Regions from separate parts of the Homo sapiens genome. Here region 1 is linked to region 2. The links are chromatin loops, found by intact Hi-C in ENCODE. Cell type or tissue: endothelial cell of umbilical vein. All regions are shown on one strand.

The links. Peaks named below come from ENCODE experiments on the same cell type or tissue, not always from the same donor. Only the 100,000 strongest peaks of a DNase experiment are listed, where the experiment ranks them.
Region 1: a loop joins it to region 2, with 5 times the contacts of the local background. A loop is called at or near these places in 1 of 110 quality-filtered maps.

The regions. Positions count from the first base shown.
Region 1 is chr5:109,775,138-109,783,137 of GRCh38, reverse strand. MAN2A1 (mannosidase alpha class 2A member 1) reads right to left here. Exons shown (of 22, transcript NM_002372.4): 9 at 1,540-1,742. Among named protein-coding and RNA genes, the nearest start is that of MAN2A1-DT, 88 kb to the right of the region's middle. In endothelial cell of umbilical vein, no CTCF peak of the experiment used is centred here; a DNase peak (open chromatin) is centred at 3,637; H3K27ac peaks cover 1,063 bases.
Region 2 is chr5:109,861,858-109,869,857 of GRCh38, reverse strand. It overlaps MAN2A1 (mannosidase alpha class 2A member 1), which reads right to left. Exons shown (of 22, transcript NM_002372.4): 21 at 4,712-4,822; 22 at 233-3,012. The coding sequence ends at 2,860. Among named protein-coding and RNA genes, the nearest start is that of LINC01848, 17 kb to the left of the region's middle. In endothelial cell of umbilical vein, no CTCF peak of the experiment used is centred here; DNase peaks (open chromatin) are centred at 3,567 and 4,037; H3K27ac peaks cover 2,486 bases.

The DNA.
Region 1 (8,000 bases), 87 kb after region 2:
TTGGCACTTAAAAATCACTAATTCAGTGGTCCAAAACGATCTCTACATTATTGAGAATATAACCCACTTTATAACAGAAAAGTTTAGAATAGTATAAGAGATAACTGGTTGATATTCTGTAGGGTAAGAATGGATAGTCACTATAATATGTAAACATTATTTTAAATTTAATAAGATATATTCCATTACCTCAAGCAGTTATTTCTTTGTAAGAAACATTCCAATTCTACTTTTAGTTATTTTGAAACACATAAATGATGAATATACAAATTACGATTTGATTATATACTGTATGCTTATATCAAAATATCACATGTACTCCATAAATATGTACAACTAATATGTATCTATAATAATGAAAATAATTTTTTAAAATGAGACATTTTTCTGGCATATTACGAGTAACAGTAAAAGGTTAGGCTTTTGAAATAGTATTTAATAGCAGCACAATATTAACAATAAAAAACTACCATATAAAAATACAACTCTTAAATTCATAATTTTTAATAAAAAGCCTTTCCAAAATGTAACCAATGTCCACTAGTATATAAAAGACGGTAAGTACAATCTAACTCAAACATCAAGATTCATCATGAAAATGAATTACTTTACTGGTCTATACATAGAGAAAACTTTGGGAGCCTCTGGAGTAGTTTTAACTTTATCAACAACCAGCCTCCGTTAGTTACTTAGGACCATGCTCTCCAATATGGTAGCCATAGCCACACATGGCTATTGACATTTAAATTAATTAAAATTAAATGGGCACATTTCAAGTGCTCAATAGTCACATGTACCTAATGACTATATTTTGGACAGTGCAGAAATAGAACCTATCACTATAGAACATTCTATCAGTGATTGAAAGTTCTCCTGGATAGTGTCAGTTTAGTGTTTTTATGTCTTCTACAGACTTTTCTGTCTTCTCTGTATCCATTTACATTTTCAATCACTATCTGACCCATCAGTCATCATTTTTTCAAATGTTGTTCTTCTATGCAGATGACTGTGCCTATAGAAATGTGCTTCAAATAAGTATGTAAGAACTGAGATGAAGCCTAGTCTAAAGTTCTCCCACATACAAAATACATTAGTTTTGGACTGTGAACTTTGAAGCTCACGTTTGGCTGCTGGGAGGCCCTATTTCCTTCTTTGATGCTCACCTATGTTTCCAATGAGAAGCCTATCAGATTACCAGCCTGCAGACACTCATGATGGTGTCACTGAATATTAATATGGTGTGCAAATAACACAGGTAAATTAATTAGAAAAATACAAAATGTAGAATACAACTCCTTAAAAATCTAATTTAAATAAACTATTTTTTCTTCCAGAACAAAAACCCATGTAATAATTTGATTGTAGTTTGGAGACGTATTTCTGATTGCATTAAAATTTCACAATTACACTAAGTGCTTAATTAGAGCTTAACACTACATAATGTACTACATGAATGATGTATATTACGTAAAACTCTACAAAAAGATTATGATAATATAAAGTGAAAAAATACATGTAGCTATAGAAAGGTAAAAGTACCTTAAATGAGATTCCATGATTCTGTCCATTCGTTTGTAAAAGGGTCTGGATGTAAAATAGCCACTCCAGTAATGATCATCTCGATCGGCATAAGTGAAAAAATCTCCACTTAAAACAGGGAACATCGATTGGCCCTTGTCTCTCTGAGTTTCATCTGCTTTATCCAGCGCATCAAAAAAATCTGATAAAGTTCCAAACTGTATCTAGTTTTAAAAAAATGCACTTCAATTATTCATTCTATCTTAAAATTATTTACTTCTTACACTGTTAGGGAAAGTTAATAATAAATATTTAACATGTGTTTCCAAGTTAAGATGAATACATAGCTCAGATTTTATAAAAATCAGAAGCAGGGAAGAAAATAATAGTGACTTTTTTTTTACTTACATTAAGGCCCAAATTAAACTAAGGGAAAACTTATACACTTCAGCAGTTAAAAGGAGAGCTATTTAGATCTACAAATCAGTGAATATGAAAACTCCTACATATCTCTAGAATTTCAAAGTGTACAATGATTTGGGCATGGATTAATCCACATAAATGAAAGATGAGGGCAGCAGCAAAAATAAAAGACATATTAAAGTGTTCCAGAAGTCTACAATAACAGTTTTATTAGCCATAAAGTCTAGAAGAATAATTCTGTTAGCCATAAGGTATTTCATATATCATACCCTCCTCTATCTCCGTTTTCCCCCAGTTGAGTTCTTGTGAAGGAGAAGGGACTTTAAGAACAGCAGGTCATTTTAAAAAAATGAACTTACTCTACCAGTAGGTAACACTGAGTAGAAGTTAAATCCAAGGAGTGCTAAGAATGGCAAGTCTGGCTGCTTAAACACACCGGTCTTTCTGACTAATGATTTAAATCAGCAGTAAGAAATTCGTTTTTATGAGTTCAAACTATTCTACAAATCAAAGACAAAAAGAAACACGATACCAAATCTTGTAAACAGATATTAAAAGGCAGTCCTGTCAAAAATAAACAGATTATTTAACAGGGAATGTGTTCCTTTTAAAAGAAAGATGCGGATTTTGTTGTTTCCTACACACATACACACACACACACACACACACACACACACACACACACAGATATTGCAAGTCATTTTGATTCAAGGTAGCAATAGCATAGCTTTGAATTCCATCTCTACCACTTATCTGACATGTGTTTTGAGCATATTACATAACTTCTCTGTCTATCCACGTTACAGTGAATAGGGCTCTAAGAAAAAAGCTTACAACTGGCCGGGTGTGGTGGCTCACGCCTGTAATCCTAGCACTTTGGGAAGCTGAGGCGGGTGGATCATGAGGTCAGGAGATGGAGACCATCCTGGCTAACACAGTAAACCCCGTCTCTACTAAAAATACAAAAAAAAATTAGCTGGGTGTGGTGGCAGGCACCTGTAGTCCCAGCTACTCGGGAGGCTGAGGCAGGAGAATGGCGTGAACCCAGGAGGCCGACCTTGCAGTGAGCAGAGATCACGCCACTGCATTCCAGCCTGGGTGACAGAGCGAGACTCCATCTCAAAAACAAACAAAAAAAAACTTACAACCATGACTGGCCAATAATGGTATAAATTTAGCTATCACTTATTCACTGCAAAGACAAAATTGCGACTGGAACATTTACAACAATGATACTGATAAGGCAAATATAAGTGACTGTAATCTAGTTGTGGTGCAATATATTTTTACAGCAAAATAGATGATTATTTCTAAATCCTTATGTTTATATTAAAGATAAGCAATTTTCAACTGTATTCAATTTGGTGTAGCCAATGTATCTTGGCTTCACCAAACAGAGAGTGATCTTGGGCAAGTTAATCTATTTGTGCCTCAATTTCCTCATCTACAATGGGAACAATCATAGGACCTACCAGAAAATGTTCAGATAACTAAATAAGTTAAATAAAGTACTTTAAGCAATTTACAGCAAATAATACGCACTCAATATGTTTTAGCTAACACTAAGAGTATTATTACTCACAAGCATTACTAGGAAGAAGACTGTGTGTGTTTGTGTGTGTGTGTGTGTGCACGCGTGTGTGTGTGTAACCATAAAAGAAATGAGTCACGAATAGAAGGAAATATGGCATTAACTTCATATCCAGCAGATACAGATGAGCTCAGGAAAGTATAAATAATAAGAGTGACAAAATAGTCTACGATCTAAATATTTCTGAGTCTCACTTTCCTCAAACATAAAACAAAGGATTTTATTTAGACAATAAAAACCATTTTGAACTTCAAAGTTTAGAAATCTATAGCATGCTACAGAATTAGTATTAACAATAAAGTATACCCTTTGAAAATATTTCAATTAGTTTTTGGTATGAGCCAAGATAAAAATACTTCCTTCTTGGCAATGTCCCAGAGCAGTTTAGATAAGTAGCCTAGTAGGCTTTCTCAAAAACTTAATTCAATCTTTAAGGGTAGAAAAATAACTCAGTACCTGTGCTAGAGTATTTTTTAAAGTAATTATTTAAAGTAAATTTCTCTAGAAAGTCTCTTGGTAGCTCATAAAAAGTAAATATTTAGGACACCTTTAAGAATAACCAAATAAAAATATTCACATGGTTTTTACATTAAAAGGCAACAACTTTAATCTTAAATGTAAGAATTCTATCAGGACAACACATAAGAAAAATTACAAAAATTGTTAAATGATGATCAAATGGCAAAATGACTGTCTTGGCTATTCCACGTCAATTTTTCAGCCATCTGAACTCAGTTATTTACTTTTGTTCTCCAGTTCATTAAAAGAAAATATTAAATTTATGCTTCCAGTTCAGACAAAGTAACTTTAAGTATCCCACAAGAAACAGATATAACTAGATAAACTGTAGAAAGAAAAAGCTTTGAAGACATTAAAGAACTAAAGCAGCCAGAACTTAAGGGATAAAAATGTTGGAGAGAAAGAAAATGCATTAAGGTGGACCCTATACTCTACCAAATTTTCATCTTGGGGTACTGGTTCAATCATTGCACAAGACATAAAGGCCTAACACAAAGCAATGTCCTAGAAGAAGAAAATAATAAAATTTAGTATCTGGTCATGAAAAAACACTCTGTAAATGAGGAATATAAGGAAAATTCCATAATCTGATAAAGGGAATCTACAAAATTCTACAGCAAACATTATGACTAACGAATGTTTTCTCTCTTAGAAAATTATGTCTGCTTTCACCACGCCTACTCAACATTATACTAGAGGACACAGCCATTGTACATGGTAAGAAAGTAGATGGAAAGATTTAAAGCTTTGGAAAGGAAGACATATATATGCCATTACTCATATATAGGAAATCCATAAAGAATCCACAAATAACTAAAAATAATAAATAAATTTAACAAAGTTACTGGATACAAGGCTAAAATGCAAAAATCAATTGCATTAATACACAAAATACACCACGTTCATCGATTAGATGGCCCAATAATTGTAGTTATTTGTGCTCAAATCAAACCAAAGATTCAATGCAATCCCACTCAAAATCCCCTTCAATTTTTTTTTTTTTGGTAGAAATTTAAAAGATGACCTACACCTATGTAGAATTACAAAGGACTAACAGTAACCAATGCAATTTTGGGAAGGAGAACAAACTGGAAGACTTTTACTATCAGATATTAAAACCTATTATAAAACTGTAGTGTTAATAATTAAGACAGTGTGAGATGAGTCAAACAGACCAATAAAAGTGAATAGAGAGTGTAGACACAGACCCACACACAAATGCAGTCTCATTCATGATTAATGACAAAGATGACACTGTGGTGCTGTGGAAGAAAGTATGGTCTTTTCAATAAATGGTGCTGGATATCTATATAAGCCAAAATGTATCTTGATCCCTACCCTCACACAATTCACAGCAATCCATTTCAGATAGATTATAGACCTAAATGTTGAAGGCAAGACAATTAAGCTTCTAGAGGATAGCTTCATAAGAATGTAGCTTCAGAACCAAATGATAAACAAAAATTTTTCAAACAGAACAAGTTCTAAACATAAAGAAAAATAGTTATATTTGATTAATTAAAATTAAAAATTTCTGTTCATCAAAAGACAGCATGAGAAAGTGAAAATGCAGGCTACATAGTAGGAGACAACATTTGCATAACTTTTATATGAAAAAAGATAGAATTCAAAATGTACCAAAGAGCTATAAACAGTAAGAAAAAGACAACCCCAATTTAATTAAAAAATCATCAAAAGACTTAAATAGGTACTTCACAAAAGAGGATACTCAAATGGCAATAAACATATGAAAAGAGACTCAACCTCATTAACCACAGGAGAAATAAAAAATAAAACCATCCCATCTATCAAAAGGATAAAAATGGAAAACAAAAATCCTGACAATACAAACTGAGAAAGGGTGTGGAACAACTGAACCTCTTGTACAACACAATTGATGCATCTATTTTGGAACAGTTTGGCAATATATACTAAAGCTGAACATGTGCATACTCAATGGCCAAAAAATTACATCCCATTTTATACCCATGTAAACTCATAACAAGTAACCAAAACATGGACAAAATATTCAAAGCAGACTTATTTGTGATAGACAAAAACTGGGAACAATCCCAAATACCCAATAACAATACAATGAATAAACTGTGGTATATTCATCAAAAAATGAATACTAGAGATACTACACAGTACTAAAAAGGAATGAACTACTGCTACCTGCAACAGAATGGATGACTCTCGCAAACATAATGTGAAAAGAAAAAGCCAGACACAAAGTACATGTGTATGGTCCCCATCGTATAAAATTCAAGAACAGGCAACAGTAATCATGGTGACAGATGTGAAAGTAGTGGTTGCTTTTGCGGCAGTTGGTGATGACTGGAAAGAGATCTGAGGGACAATAAAAGTTCTAAGCCTTAATCTGGATGATGGTTACATGGAGACTTTTAAACTTGCAAAATTCTATGCACACTTATGGTTTGTCCACTTCTTCTATGTATGTGGCACTTCAATTTTTTAAATGACTTTTAAAAAACTGTTCTAGTAGGCAAAGGATGAAATAGGTAGAATACTAAAATCAGGGTCTAATTTTTTCAGTCAGACAGGAGACCAGATGCTTCTATGAACCAAAATCACTTCCTAGTAAGATGTAATTACAGATAAGATACTCATATATATATCCCTTCCTCTGATCACATATTCATGTATGAGCATCATCTCTCAGGAAAATACACGGATAATTTAAACATACCCCTAGGATCCGAGTTCATAATCTGATAAAAATTCAGCTGTAACAATCCTGAATAAACTTGATATTTTATTAGGTTTATTTATCTATTTGATATTACTTAGGTTTATTTAATAAACTTGAATTCTTACTAAACTATAGTTCACCATCAGCTTTCAAATTTCCTAAACAGTAATATCACTTCCTTTCTATAGTATTTTCACAGATGTTCTACTTTTACATGTCAATATGTGAAATAATAAACATGCTGAATAATTAATCTTCTTATGTAGAGTCTCTAAGACACATTTAAAAAGAAAAAAAAAAAAAAGACTTTAAAAGCCTGTTGTCCCAACACAAACAAATGATAAAAGTTTGAAGTGGTAGATATCCTAAATACCCTGATTTGATCATTATACATTCTCCGCATGTATCAAAATTCATAGGTGTCCCATAAATATATATAATTATGTATCAATAAAAAATCAATTTTGTAATTAAAAACTTGATCAAATGCAATATATGATTATTGCTTGAATTTTGACTCAAACAAAGCATGTGTTAAAAGAATTGTTTTTTATGAGATGAGGAAAATTTGAATCTGTCCAGATATGTATCATGAAATTATTGTTAGTTTTTTAGGTGTGATAATGGTATTATCGTTATATTTTTAAACAGAACTTTTATAATTTAGAGATACATACTGAAATATTTACAGGTGAAACTATATGAAACCTGAGATTGGCTTCAATATAATCCTATGGGGAGGAGTGAGACAGCAGTGTGGCATGGCTGAAACAAGAGTGGTCTTGAGTTGAAGAATGCTGCAGCTGAGCCATGGATATGGGGAGAAGGGGAACAATTTTTGCTATTTTCAGAACTTTACAGTACATTTTAAATTTTCCATAAGAAAAAAAAAAAGAGTAAGAACCATAGGCAAACGATTAATTTTAGAAGTCTTCTCACTTAAAAAAAAATGTTAGTGTATTCTCTGGACATAGGACATTTGTTTGCAAAATTCATGACATGTTCATCTGCATCTGCCAGTCATGCTACTAAATCACAAGGATGCAGCTGTCAGAGAGAAATAACAGACTTTCAATGTTGGTAAAAAAACAAAACAAAACAAAACAAGCACAACAAAAACAGTAAGTCCCTGAAGACTAAATATCACAACTTGGTAGGTACATATTTTCAATCACATAAAAGTAAATTCCTCTTTAATCCTCAAGGAGTGTTAGGAACGGGACAACTTTAGATATG
Region 2 (8,000 bases):
TGAGGCAGAGAATCGCTTGGACCCAGGAGGCGGAGGTTGCAGTGAGCTGAGATTGCACCACTGCACTCCAGCCTGGGTGACAGAGCGAGACTCTGTGTCCAAAAAAAAAAAAAAAAAAACCCAATCCATCATGAAGGAACAAAGAACAGACCCTCACTACTCCCCCTACCCCTTCATTATGTTTTAATACATGTTTACAAAATAGGATTAAGAACTACTCTAGAGGACCATGTACATGATAAGATTATCTTTTATTAGAGATCTTATATTACATATTCCCAAAAAGATATAAAATCTTCCAAGAGAAAATATCAAAACCTGTTGATTCCAAGGTGAACAAAATGATCAAAATGAAAGCAAACATTTTCTTCCAGACAAAGGAATATCAAAACACTTCGGCACAAGTACAACAAAGGCATGGGAAGATCATGATAATGTTTTACATCACATTTTACAGCATTTTATTTTAATCAGTATTTGTAGAAAACAAGGATGCTGAGTTCTTGAACACTGCAGTCACAAACTCAAACTAAAATTTCCAAAAAAAGGAAAGAAAACACTGAACTACTTGGTCAACTGAACATCTGTAATAATAAATGTAACGAAACCTAACCAAATAAATATGCCACTGAGATCACAACTGAAGTGTATGGTTTTTAGTGTGTGCCAGAGACATTAAATTATTTAATCAGTTTTTGACTACAACCCAAAGCAAAGCATCCTCTCTGTTTCCCTGATGATTTATTCTAAAAGTAACCTTAAAAAGCAGAAACTTGCTGGTTAAAGAGAATTTCTGCTTTACCTGTGAACTGCTGGTAGCAACACAAGCTGAATAAAACCCCAGACTGACATGGGACAGATCCATCGCAAACAACCAGAAGTGGCAAAACCACTGTTATTGCATCAAGATTTTTTTTTTATTTCATCTGATCACAATTTCGAGAATGATTAAGCACACCCACTTAACCACAGACAAACTGAACTCCCACAGGAAGGTTATACATTTAAGATGCAATGAAAATACTGATCTCATTCCTGGGATTTGCTTCTGGCAACCCTAACATCTGTAGATGTCCACAAAAAGGAAGTCCTTTTTCTTTTTTTAGTTTTTTCCCAAAATATGTGGAAGAAAACTTACGGTACATGTTTATTGCATGAAATTACCCCTTGTAATATCTTTATCAACACTGGTATTGTTTCCTTAATTATTAAAGGTGAAGGAGTTTATGAATTTAACATAACAATAATCTTAGGAGCTGCATCTTGAGTGAAAATCCAGATGATAATCAAACTAAATGGTGAAAGAGAAATTGGGTTTTTATTTCTCTATAAAGATGTTGGAATGACAAGAGGTAAATGGAGGTTGAAAGCCACAGAATATGAAATCAATTATCTCAAAGAGAATTTTCAAAACTGTACATACTCAAAGACTCCTTTCTATGCTAAAATTGCATAGTCTAAATGTCGCTATTATTTTAATGTTAAGGAAACAATAATCCCAAATAAATTTTATTAAAAGCACTGTAATGGCACACGGGCTCAGAACTTCACTTTAAGGTTAGCACATACAAAAGTTGAGAACTGAATGAACAAACATATTCCTTAGTAAGATAAACCATGATGAGCTACATAAAAGTGGGTTTCAAAACAAGATCAATTTTAAAGCATTCTCTCTTTAATATAGTTAACTACTGTGAAATGGAAACAGTAGCTGGATTTTGCATTTTACAAAATCCTTGCTTCAAGTTGCAGTTTCCTTGGCAGCAGCACATTTTAATTAACAATATTTTCCTTCCTTGTTTTGTTTTCTGACATCTCAGTACATTCAAATAGTCAAAATGTTTAGAGTAACATCACCACAAATTTAATGAAACAGATCAGAATGTGGCCAGCATTGTCAGGCAAAAATTACACAATTTATGTGTCATAGAAAGTACCCACCCTCTCCCAGACCCCACAACATTCCCCCTTCCCCAAACAGTAATATGGACACTGATTTAACAAGACTTATAAAAAAATAAGGCACATTTATTTTGATATGGTAATTTTAAAATAGAAACCCCTTCTCAGAACACCTGTATTCAAATGAGCTGTGTAAAAAGACACCTTGTGGTACCTAAAATAGGTTTATGGTACCTATGGAATTGCTTCTATTTTAGTGAAGATGGAATAAATTGCACCCATCCCACATTGTCAAGTAATGAAAATATGCCTCTTTTTCTACTGTTGAATGATTCAAAATCAGGTATTTCTGGAAATACTTAGAAAGGGTAGGAAGGGAAGGAGAAGGTCAAGAGGTACATCAGAAAAAGGTATAAAAATCATCTACGTTAATCATAAGGGTGGATGGATTGCACTTTTCCACTTATTTCAACACATAATTTTTCTAACTAGTATGAATGATTGCAACCATTTTGGCCATTAGCTTTTACCCACAAACATTTTATTCCATTTCAGCCAAATAGGTGTTTTTGTAAAACTGATGATCAACACACAGATACTTTTAAGAATCTCTTCGCAACCCCCAACACAGACATAATTAGTTAGCATTTAACCTGAGATACAATCTGTTGAGAGGCTGTCTTTAAATATTTCTTCATTTGTTGCATCAATTCATACTGATGGTGGTAGTTCATGGGAGAAAGTTTAAAAAAAAAGAATCTTGATTGATAGCATGGCTTTTTTTTTTTTTTTTTTTTTCTTACTGTACTGGTAAAAGAAAAAAGAAAAAACCCACAGAATCACAGAATTCATGTTCTCACAGTAGCCAGAAGCTAAAATAATGTGCTTCTTTATTGCACGTCAAACCAAGAAAGGTATAAAAGCCAATGATTCTCAATCCAAATGTGAAAGTCAGGTTCACCTCAACTGGATTCGGAATGTGCTGATTTCCATTGGACTCAAGTTGATCTCACTTATATTCTGAGTGCCGGGAGGTGAATGCATCAAGGATAGTGATGAAGGTGTGAGACTTTCGACAATAAACTTGTTTAAAAGTTTCTGTACCAATATCTGAAAAGTAAATGATAAAATTTACATATTTAGATCAACTTTGAAGATTAGCAGCACAACTACATATTCTGTGAAAATTAGTATGAGAAGGAATAAAACAGTATGTTGAAGTTCTCTTTTGAGGAAAAAAGGGTGGATTAAATATACATATATGTTATTAAATATACATATATAAGTTCTCTTTTACAGAAAAAAGGGTGAATTAAATATACATATATACATGCTTGAACATACAGACTACGCTTGGAAGGGAACAGGAAACCAGTAATGGTCATGAGCAACATATTCTGCATTCCTTTTTGTATTGCTTGAGAATTTTATCATGCACAGGGGCTTTTTCAATAAAAGAAAGGACCTCCAATGGCCAAGAAGCTTTAAAAACATCCTCATTCTCTTTTAGTCAATACTTACCCCTAACAATGGTAGTCCTCAACCACTTTTTCCTGTTCCAACAGAGTTAAGAGAGAGCACACAGGCTCACTACAAGGAGGGATCATTATGTCATTGAGTCCCAGTCTATAGAGGTGGACAGGTCATTTGGAAAGTATTTCCCTCACCGCTGCCATGTTATCTGTCTCTCTGGATCGTATAACCCCCTTATGACTCAAGGCCTTAATGTCAGAATGCTCAGAACCAAGTAAACTTAGATCATCAACAATACAATAGAGTGCAAATACAGTATAATAAAAAAGTAATAAAAATATCAGTGCTTTCTTGGCACCAGCTCCAAGCAGGGTAGGGTAAAAGAAATGTAGAAGCTAATCTATCTAAGTAGGTTCAGGGCTCCTACCACATTTTTCTTATCTTTTTGGACCCCACACACATGCTAATTTGTAGGGTTGGAACTGAATCACTTGAGTCTGGTCTACAGCATTATTTATGAGGTTTTGGAGGAAAGCTGGGTCAGCTGAGCTGCCTGGTGAGGCAGACCTGCCTGTGTACCTAAATCAGCCCAGCTGCCTTCTCTGAGTCATGGCCCTTTCAGTGACAGAGGCAGGAGATTGGAGGTTTGTTTCCTTTCAAGGACAGGCTTGATGGAACTGCCAGAAAGACCAACTTGAAGAGAAATAAACAATAGGCAGCCAGCAAGCTGTGTTCAGACTGAGGATCTGTTTGGCCTGCACGGTGTGTTGACTCATATGCAAATCTGCATTAATCAGAAGACCAAGACCTACATTTATTTCCCAAGGGAAAACAACTGATTGGCGCTACGTACAGCTGCCTCCTGGGCTGTGGGTGGATTATCCCACTAGCCTACAGTCTCAATTTTCCCAGTTGCTTCTTTATGGCTACCTCTATAAGCTTCAGTTATTATAAACTTGCCTTGGCCTCTGTAGGACTTAGGTTTACCAATGCTGAACTAGATGATATGTGAGCATGTGTGGTTCAGGGGAGGAGAAAACTGGGGGACTGGGAGCAAGGCACTTTGTAGGCTGGAAATAGAAGGCCTAGGAAATAACAAGAGCATTGCCTTCAAATGTGCATAAATTCCAGCTATGCCTTTTGATGTCAACAAGGAAAGGAGGCTGAAGTTTTGAGAAAGTGCATTTTTCAGATGGGGAGATTCAAACTAATTTGCAGACTGATGAAACTGAGACAGTAAAGAAGCAATGAAACATGATCTTATTGTCAAGATCCTTTGCAGAAAGAGGATTTCAAAGCACACTAACAGTAAGCAAAAATAACCTTTTCAACTTACCTTTCCCTGAGTAGTAGAACAAAACAGCCCTGTGCCTTTGCTAGAGAACCGACAATCAAACCCTTTTCTGTGGAGGATCAAGGCTGCCTCATTGGAGTGCCCATTGCCCACCTGCAAATGAGCAGAATGCAGTCACACCGCGCAGACAATAAAGCAAATATTTATGGTACTTCACACACCACTCTCTCGATGTCAGCATCCAAAAGCACATTTATTTAGCAAGAAAGTTAGGCAAATTCATTTCTCCTCAGGTCCATGCTCACTGCCCATTCACCTGCTACCATTCTCTCCTACTTGTACTGAGCCAGGTAAGATTATGTTCTAAGGTTCCTTGTTAGGTAACCTCATGCCTTGGTTTCCCCTATAATCCCCGAGGACTTAGGTTTCCTTATGTCCATACATTATATATTGTTTTATTAAAGTTTATTCAAATAAAGCATTATGTTTTCGTCTTATTTTTCAAACACACACATCAGTTGAATAAACTGCACCTGAACTTAGTCCTTATCTGGTCATTGAATGACATACCATCTAACTTAAAAGTCACACATGCTTCTTTATTGAACATTAATTTTTGCTAACTGCATTCTTAATCTTTGATGTACTGATTCATTATTTTTATATCAGAGCTATTTAAATTTAGTTATGCTTTCACTTGGTAGGCCAGCTCACATTTACCAGCTTGATGTATCATTTAAATTGATACTGCAGAAGCTATTGTTGATAGGCAGGCAAAAATAAAAATACTAAACATGACAAGTCAGCTAAGAGGGTCAGTATACCTTTTCTTGCAATAAAATTTCTCATATCCATTTAAGTATCAATGTCATGAATGGTTTAGGCCTCTGAATATTTTAAAATACAATTATCTTAATAAATTTTGTTTCCTAAAGTTGGAAGGTGTTTATGATAAATGAATTAAAAATCCCTGGAAAAATTAAGAAACATACAGTTTTTGAAAAGAGTCATGTGCTGCTCAGCACTGACATTGTGATAAAACTGATTCTTTCCTCTGTTCTCTGGCCACAGACAGGAATATGCCCAAACGCCTGATCATCCTCACTAGGGGATAAGATTTTTTAATGTACTAAAGAGACATCTTTCCTGAATAGCTGCCAGAATCTCCACCACTGATTTGATTTTAATGTGCCTGAACAGTTTAAAGCTGTCCTCACCTCAGAGTCTTGGCTGGAATAACCTATGTTATGATGTTTCACACTGATATTTTGTAGGGGTACTGCTAAGATTTTGTTTGAAGGAAGAGAAGAGTCATTTAAGGAATTCTGAGTCATCACAAGACCACATGATACACACAGCAATTTTAAATCATATGATAAAAATTTCTAATTCATTTCAATACATTTAAAACACCCTGCCCATGTACTATAAAAATAACACATAGGAAAACCCTTCATTTATGGTATCATTAGATCTCCAAAAGAATAAGAAACAGGACTCTATCATGTGCCAACTGTGAAACCTTAGGATAGTAATTTCTTCTTCCTAAATATCTATTTTCTTGCCTGTAAAATGGAGGTAATGCTTGTATTATTTCCTTCATGGAGTCACTGTGTGGATTAACCTGTTGAAAATACTATGTAAGTAGCTTCACACTGCCTTGTAGGGCAGAATGCGCTAGTGCACGAGCTGTGTAGTAAGAGTGGTTCAGAGCCTGAGTGGGGAGTCAGACAGCTGGAGATCTGGATCCTTGCTCTGCAATTTACTAGCTGTGGGTTTCAGCAAAACCAGGTTTTCCTTTTCCATAAAATGAAGATGAAATGAAATGAAATAGCTTAACAAAGATCTGGCCAAATGTCTGGCACACAGGAAGCCCTTAGCATAAATTTCCTTTATTTGACATTACAACTTTGTAGCTAAAGACTCAGGGAACTCCTAAATTATATGTCTAGAGTCGTACATCAAAGTCATAACAAAGTCTGGATTCAGATTAACAGATTAGAAACCCTCTTCATTAAGCTCTTTTAAAAGCACATATCACTACTAACCTAAAGCATTTGTCCATTTTAACTCATGGGTCCATCCTTACATATCACTTGATAGCATGCATGGCTAAAATTCCTGCAACACATTTGCTCTTGGAATAATGAATATGTAAGGCCTTTATAGCAACAGAAGGGGACAAAAAATGTGGGGAGGGAAACACCTTTGGAATTCTACATTTGAATTCTACAAGAGATTTAAACCGACAATACAAAAATAGAGATAAAAGTCATAAAAATTAACTTTCACTGATAGAAAAAGTTATACTTTCTCTCAAAACTAAAATTACATCACTTTTGTAAAAACGAACTGAAATAGCAATCATCTTGTCCAAGTTTTTAAAAAATCAAATATTCATGAAAGTATCAGTTTTCAAGCAAAAATACCTGAGGCAAAGCAGCAGTTTTTCAGTTTCAAAGTCTGTCTAGACATTTTATTTCCAAGAAAACTGTTTTTCAAAGTAGGGAAACTGTGAATTTAACTTGAATATGCATGCAGGAAAACAGATACCTTCAAGCAGTCACACTGTATGCTCTAGGAGAGTAAACAGATTTTGGAAGAACTGCTTTTACATTCATTAATGCATTAGTAATATCTGGACCCCATAAAATGGGAGGATGTGGGGAAGAAAATTTACAATTTTTGAAATTGTGCCAAGCACTGTGGTAGGTAACTATCTTTGTAAAACAGATTAGATCACTTTCGAGGCTGAATTACTGAAGTAAGGCTGGCGTATTCTAAAGTTGCACAGAGAAAACCCATTGCAAACTTAATTCAGGGGATAAAACCAACATTCAGCTCATAGACTAAGCTGGGCCTCTGAGGCTCTTCCAGCAACTTGGTGGAGTATGGGGAAAGATGATTTGGTTTGCAGAATGAAGCCATCAGATAAAGCTGGGCTTAGAGAAAGCTGGATCAGACCAATGATTTTTTCTACCATGAACCATTTATGTGACTTTGAGTAAACCTCTATAAATTCAGCAAGCTAAGCTGGACCTGTGAAGAGTCCCTCTGAAGACTGAGGGTCAACCGCAGTGACAATATCAGTCATTGCTAATACCTGTTGAGCACTTGCTGTGTGCCATATCCTGTACAGAATGCTTTTCATCAATTAACTCATTTTATCGCACAACAACCTTTGAAATAGTTGAGGTGATATATAAGTTTGTATTAAAATATGTAAATATACGAGAAAATCTCTATCACAAAGCATTCTCTCTTATACTCAAATAGCAATGACCACCAGTGATCCTGGATTAGCCCTTAGTCTTCTCCCGCCAATGGATGG